Linked DNA regions of Homo sapiens: region 2 is linked to region 1. The links are chromatin contacts, found by Hi-C or POLR2A ChIA-PET in ENCODE. All regions are on one chromosome and are shown on one strand. Each heading gives the region's core, a stretch centred on a gene start or an enhancer-like site at or near the end of the contact. The rest is flanking DNA. Distances are from core to core; before and after follow the strand shown. Region 1 holds the start of LRRC37A3 (leucine rich repeat containing 37 member A3). Region 2 has its middle 17 kb from the start of MIR6080.

Region 1 (2,713 bases), core at 91-2,590:
GTGTAATCATTAATGACTCTGTAATGAAGCTTCCATAAAAACCCAAATTGAGGCCGGGCACAGTGGCTCACGCTTGTAATCCCAGCACTTTGGAAGACTGAGGTGGGTGGATTACTTGAGGTCAGGAGTTGGAGGCCAGCCTGACCAACATGGTGAAACACCGTCTGCACTAAAAGTACAAAAAATTATCCAGGCATGGTGGCACACGCCTGTAATCTCAGCAACTCGGGAGGCTGAGTCATGAGAATCGCTTGAACCTAGGAGGCAGGCTCAATGTTTATCTTGTAACTGACTATGTTACTGAATTATAATTTTTTTTTTGAGACCTAGTCTCATTCTGTCACCCAGGCTGGAGTGCAGTGGCGTTATCTTAGTTCATTGCAACCTCTGCCTCCCAGGTTCAAGCGATTCTCGGGCCTCAGCATCCCGAGTAGCTGGGATTACAGGCATGCACCACCACGTCCGGCTAATTTGTTTGCAATTGTAGAAAAGACAGGGTTTCACCATGTTGCCCAGACTGGTTTGAACTCCTGGCCTCAAGTGATCTGCCCGCCTCGGCCTCCAAAGTACTGGGATTAGAGGTGTGAGCCACTCAGTCCAGACAACATTTATTTCTTTATTCATTTCACCAGTTGGCATGGTTTCCAGACTTTTCTTGATTTATTTTATTTTATTTTTTGAGAAGGAGTCTCACTCTTGCAGCCCAGGCTGGAGTACAATGGCGCAATCTTGGCTCACTGCAACCTCCACCTCAGGGGTTCAAGCGATTCTTCTGCCTCAGCCTCCTCAGTAGCTAGGATTACAGGCACCCGCCACCATGCCCAGGTAATTTTTGTATTTTTAGTAGAATTTAGGAGTTTCCTAAATTCTGGGGGCTTGTCTCCCTGTTCCCCCACCCCGACTAATTTCCCTCGGTCGCTGGCGCTGCCCCGTCCCTTAGGTCGCTCGGGCCGCCCCACTCCGAGACTTTTTTTTTCTTTCGCTGGCTCTTTCAGCTTCAGTTTCCCTAGGGGGCGGGAGGGGAATATTTGGGGGCTCTCCTGCCTTCCTCTCCGAGCCGCGGAAGGGGAGACGCAGGGAGGAGGTCCGGCCGGCTTTGGGCTCCAGCCAGGGGTCCGCGGAGACTATGGTCTCCGAAGGCCTTAGCCGCGGGGCATTTCGCGAGCTGCGCGTCTCTCTCAACGGCGCCACCGCGCCCGGAGTCCAGCCGCGCCGCGCTGCGCCCAGCCCCGGCGCCCCAGGCTCTCCGCCCCCGACTCAATGCTCCCGCGCTCCCCCTAGCGGCCGCCGCGCCACCTCGCCCCGTCCCAGGCTCGTAGGCTGCTCAGCTCACGTGACCGCGCTCCGGTAACGGAAGAAACAAGATGGCGGCTGAAGGCGATCCGCAGTGAGGCCCCAGCCATTCGGATTGAGCCTTCTCCCTCCAACCGCTTCCGCAGGCCGGGCCCCTCCTGCCCTGCCCCTCTGGCCTCCCCACCCGGCCCCGGCCGCCCCCACTGCGCCCATTGCGCCCGCCCCTTCCCGGCCGCTTTCCCTTCTCCCTCCGCCTCGGTTCCAACATGAGGGGCCGGCGGGGCAGGCCGACCAAGCAGCCCGCGGCTCCCTCTGCGGAGCGCTGCGCCCCGGCCCCGCCGCCGCCGCCGCCGCCCACGTCCGGACCCATCCGGGGTTCCGCTCGCGGCACCGCGGCAGCAGCCGGGGCAGGTGGGCCGCCGCCCAGGCTGAGGTGGCGCCCAAGACGCGGCTGAGCTCGCCCAGGGGGGGCAGCAGTAGCCGGAGAAAGCCGCCGCCGCCGCCAGCCCCACCCCAGCACCAGCGCCCCGGCCGGGGGGAGGCGGGGGCAGCCACCTGGCCCGGACAGCTGCAGGTCCGGACGGCCGTCAACAAAGTGGTGTAGTCACTACAGGTGCTCGCTGCCACACCCAGCTAATTTTTTGTATTTTTTAGTAGAGATGGAGTTTCACCGTGTTGCCCAGGCTGGTGTCGAACTCCTGAGCTCAGGCGATCCGCCCGCCTCAGCTTCCCAAAGTGTTGGGATTATAGGCGTGAGCCACTGCACCTGGCACAGGTATATGTATGTATTTTTTACAAAATTGGATGAAGTATAATTTATTTGTTAAATATTTTCACTTATGCCATGATATCTTATTTAATCTTTAATTTGTCTATGAAAATACCTGCTCTGCTAGGGGGCTTCTAGTTGAAAACTCATTAATTTAAAAAATTAATTTTGAATTCAGCCACCTATTCTTTTTTCTAATTGTTTCTTGTAGCTTTTGCTTTGATTGGAATAACTTTATTCTAGGAATAAAGTTTTGTCATCTGCAAACATGAATCATGTACACATCTGATTTTCTTATATTTATGTCTCCTTTTTCTCTTCAAATTACATTGCCTTTACCATTGATGGGAACCTGGGTAATAAAGAAAAAAGAAAAAAATTGCATTCCCTACCACCTCCTCCAAAACAATGTCAAATGTTAGTTATAATGATAGGCATCTTAGTATGCTATCCCAATTTAATGGAACTGTTGCAGATATTTAATGGTTAACTGTTGGTTTGAGACCTTTAATGTGTTGAGTATATTCACCTATTTCAATTTTTTTTCTGTTTAAGTTTTTTTTTTTTAAATCAGATATGGCTATTATATTTTGTTAAATGACATCTTAGCATCTTTTAAGATGATCATATAGTTTTCCTCCTGCATGCTAC
Region 2 (2,713 bases), core at 64-2,563, 120 kb after region 1:
CTATTATCATCTCTGTTGATAGGGGAGGAAATTGAAGCACAGAGCTGGTAAGTACCTGGTTGGTGTCTGCTACTGAGCTCACACAGCTAGTAAGTGGCAGAGGCAGAATTTTCCTTTTTTGTTTGTTTGTTTGTTTGTTTTAGTAGAGATGGGGTCTCCCCCTGTTGCTCAAGCTAGTCTTGAACTCCTAGGCTCAAGTGATCCTCCTGCTTCAGCCTCCCAAAGTGCTGGGATTACAGATATCAGCAACCATGCCTGGCCAGAGGCAGAAATGGGACCCTGACAGTCAGGCCCCAGAGCCTTTGCTCATAGGCAGGACCCTAGAGGGCATCCCTCTAGGGTCTTATTCAAGGTTGAGTGACATCCCCCTGCCCATGTTCCATTGTTAGCTCCTCCCACTCCCCCCACCATCCAGAGGCAGATGGCATCCCATCACCATGGGACCCTTAGGTGACCTGTGAGGGGGTTGTCCTGCTGCAGAAGGCCAGAGCAAGAAGCTGAGCCTTGGTTTGGGAGCTGTCCTGTTGGCACAGACTGGAGGGAAGCCTGTTTCAAGCGTCTGAAAGGAAGCAGTCTGCGGTTGGCCCCGGGAGGATGGGAGAAGCTAGGCAGAACAGAGCTTCCTGCAGAAAACACCTGCAAGCCTCGCTTGACCTCTCCCCCGCCTGCCCCAGCACTCACACTTTGCTCTTCAGCCTGTGGAGGCCAGGCTCTGAGGGGGCCAGGACTCCAGGGCTTGCAAGAAAGGGTTCCTCGCCTGTGGGTGTGAATGCTGCGGGGGCAACTCTCACCATGGCTGCCACCCACCAGCGGGTGGGACTGTGCCACCGGGGAGTTTGGGTTTCCTTTCTACCCAGCAGGCATGGCTCAGTGGCAGACACCAACCACTGGCATCTGGGTTGTATTTCATAATTTGCAGGGTACTTGCAGAACCTTGTCTCATTTAAGCTTTGTAATAACCCCACAAAATAGCTGGTAGTAGCTGAATTTTACAGTCACTGAAATGGAACCTTGAAGAAATCAGGTGAAGGTCAGGGTGAGGCAGCGGGTGAGGAGCAGAGCCCGCCCTCTGGTCCCAAGGCCCGGGGACCCTTCTGCCTGCCCCTGGAGGAGTTACGGCACATGTTCAGGGTTTGAGTCAGGGCCTCTGCTTTTTGCCCAGGGCACATCCCACTCCCATTCCCACTGGCCCCGGCTGTGGAGACACCTCCAACCAAGGGGGCTGAAGCCAGCCCTGCCCCACAGTCCCGAGGCATCAGATACTGTGCACGCTCCCCTGCCCCCTGCTGGCTACCCATCCACTCCCTGTTGCCAGCCCCGACCCCGGTCCCTGTCCCCCAGCTACTTCACTGCTTGCCACAGCCCCTACTCTGCTGCTTCCATTATGGGGCCCGAGTGGAGGGGTGGACCTAGAGGAGGCTGGCATTGCCAAGCCAGCAGTGGGGACACCGGACACAGGCAGCAAGGGGTAGTGGAGCAGAACTCAGGCTCTGGAACCAGCCAAACCCAGATCTGAATGCCAGCCATGCCACTTCATCACTATGTGACCAGACAGATTTCCTAACCTCTCTGAGCATCCATTTCTTCAGCTGTAAAATAATGATAGTTCTTACAGTGTGTTGTTGTAAAGATTAATTAGTAGGGGAGTTCTGAGTGGTGGAAATACGAGTGGTGGTTATTCTTGTGTTTGTGCCTACCTTAAAAAAAAATCAACCAGCAGATCCTTTCCACCACAGCAGCTCCCAAGTTACTAGGAGCTGACTCTGGCCACACCACTCACTCTCCACCCATCTCCCCAGGCTGCTCCCGGCAGATCGGCTTCTCCTTTGTACGACCCAAGCTCTGTGCCTTCTCTGGCCTCTATTACTGTGACATCTGCCACCAAGACGATGCCTCAGTGATTCCGGCCAGGATCATCCACAACTGGGACCTCACCAAGCGCCCGGTAAGTCTCGAGCCCAGCAGCCCAGCTGCTGAGGGACAGAGGGGTGTTCACTCCTCTTTGCTGCTGCTGTTCATCTGTTTAGAGGAGTTTGGCTCCTCTAAACAAGGGAAGCTGGGGTCACTGGTTCAGGCAGTGTGACGTGGGGGAGCTAACCAAGAGAAAAGCTTGGTGCCTGTCCACAGCCCTGGGCAGGGCTCTATCGGTGGCTGTCTTGGTCCCCAGGAGGAAAGAGTTTGAGGATGGTTTCCTGCAGCTACAAACATAACTGCTTAAGGCACCAGCAGATAAATGATAGATAGAAAGATAGATAAAATAGATTTGATAGATTAGATAGATAGATGGATGGTGGATGGTCAGGTAGGTAGGTGGATGAGCAGGTGGCTAGGTGGATGGTTAGGTGGCTGGGCAGGTAGGTAGGTGGATGAGCAGGTGGCTAGGTGGATGGTTAGGTGGATGGGTAGGTAGGTAGGTGAATGAGCAGGTGGTGGCTAGGTGGATGGATAGGTAGGTAGGTGAATGAGCAGGTGGCTAGGTGGATGGTTAGGTGGATGAGCAGATGGTTAGGTGGATGGGTAGGTAGGTAGGTGAATGAGCAGGTGGCTAGGTGGATGGGCAGGTAGGTAGGTGGCTGAGCAGGTGGCTAGGTGGATGGTTAGGTGGATGGGTAGGTAGGTAGGTGAATGAGCAGGTGGCTAGGTGGATGGGCAGGTAGGTAGGTGGATGGGTAGGTAGGTAGGTGAATGAGCAGGTGGCTAGGTGGATGGGCAG

Evidence for each region. Hi-C counts contacts between places; a loop is a spot of excess contacts on that map. ChIA-PET counts read pairs that join two places held with the same protein, here RNA polymerase II (POLR2A). Pooled maps may share reads with other maps.
Region 2: a loop to region 1 is called in a pooled map, with 2.2 times the contacts of the local background. The contact joins the enhancer-like site here to the promoter of LRRC37A3 in region 1. A Hi-C loop is called at or near these places in 1 of 168 maps with a recorded cell type or tissue (MCF 10A) and 3 of 50 pooled maps. POLR2A ChIA-PET finds 5 or more read pairs at or near these places in 5 of 52 experiments (CD4-positive, alpha-beta memory T cell, K562, MCF 10A and 1 more).

Annotation. Positions count from the first base shown.
Region 1 is chr17:64,918,105-64,920,817 of GRCh38, reverse strand. LRRC37A3 (leucine rich repeat containing 37 member A3) reads left to right here and starts at 1,340. Exons shown (of 15, transcript NM_199340.5): 1 at 1,340-1,387; 2 at 1,948-2,068. RefSeq lists enhancers at 1-437, 438-939, 1,015-1,515 and silencers at 1,131-1,350, 1,451-1,540, 1,611-1,990.
Region 2 is chr17:64,796,496-64,799,208 of GRCh38, reverse strand. It overlaps the pseudogene PLEKHM1P1. Among named protein-coding and RNA genes, the nearest start is that of MIR6080, 17 kb to the right of the region's middle. RefSeq lists an enhancer at 654-1,154. Within about 2 kb of position 1,313, at least 2 of the 41 ENCODE cell types and tissues checked have a DNase peak (open chromatin) inside an H3K27ac peak, as active enhancers do.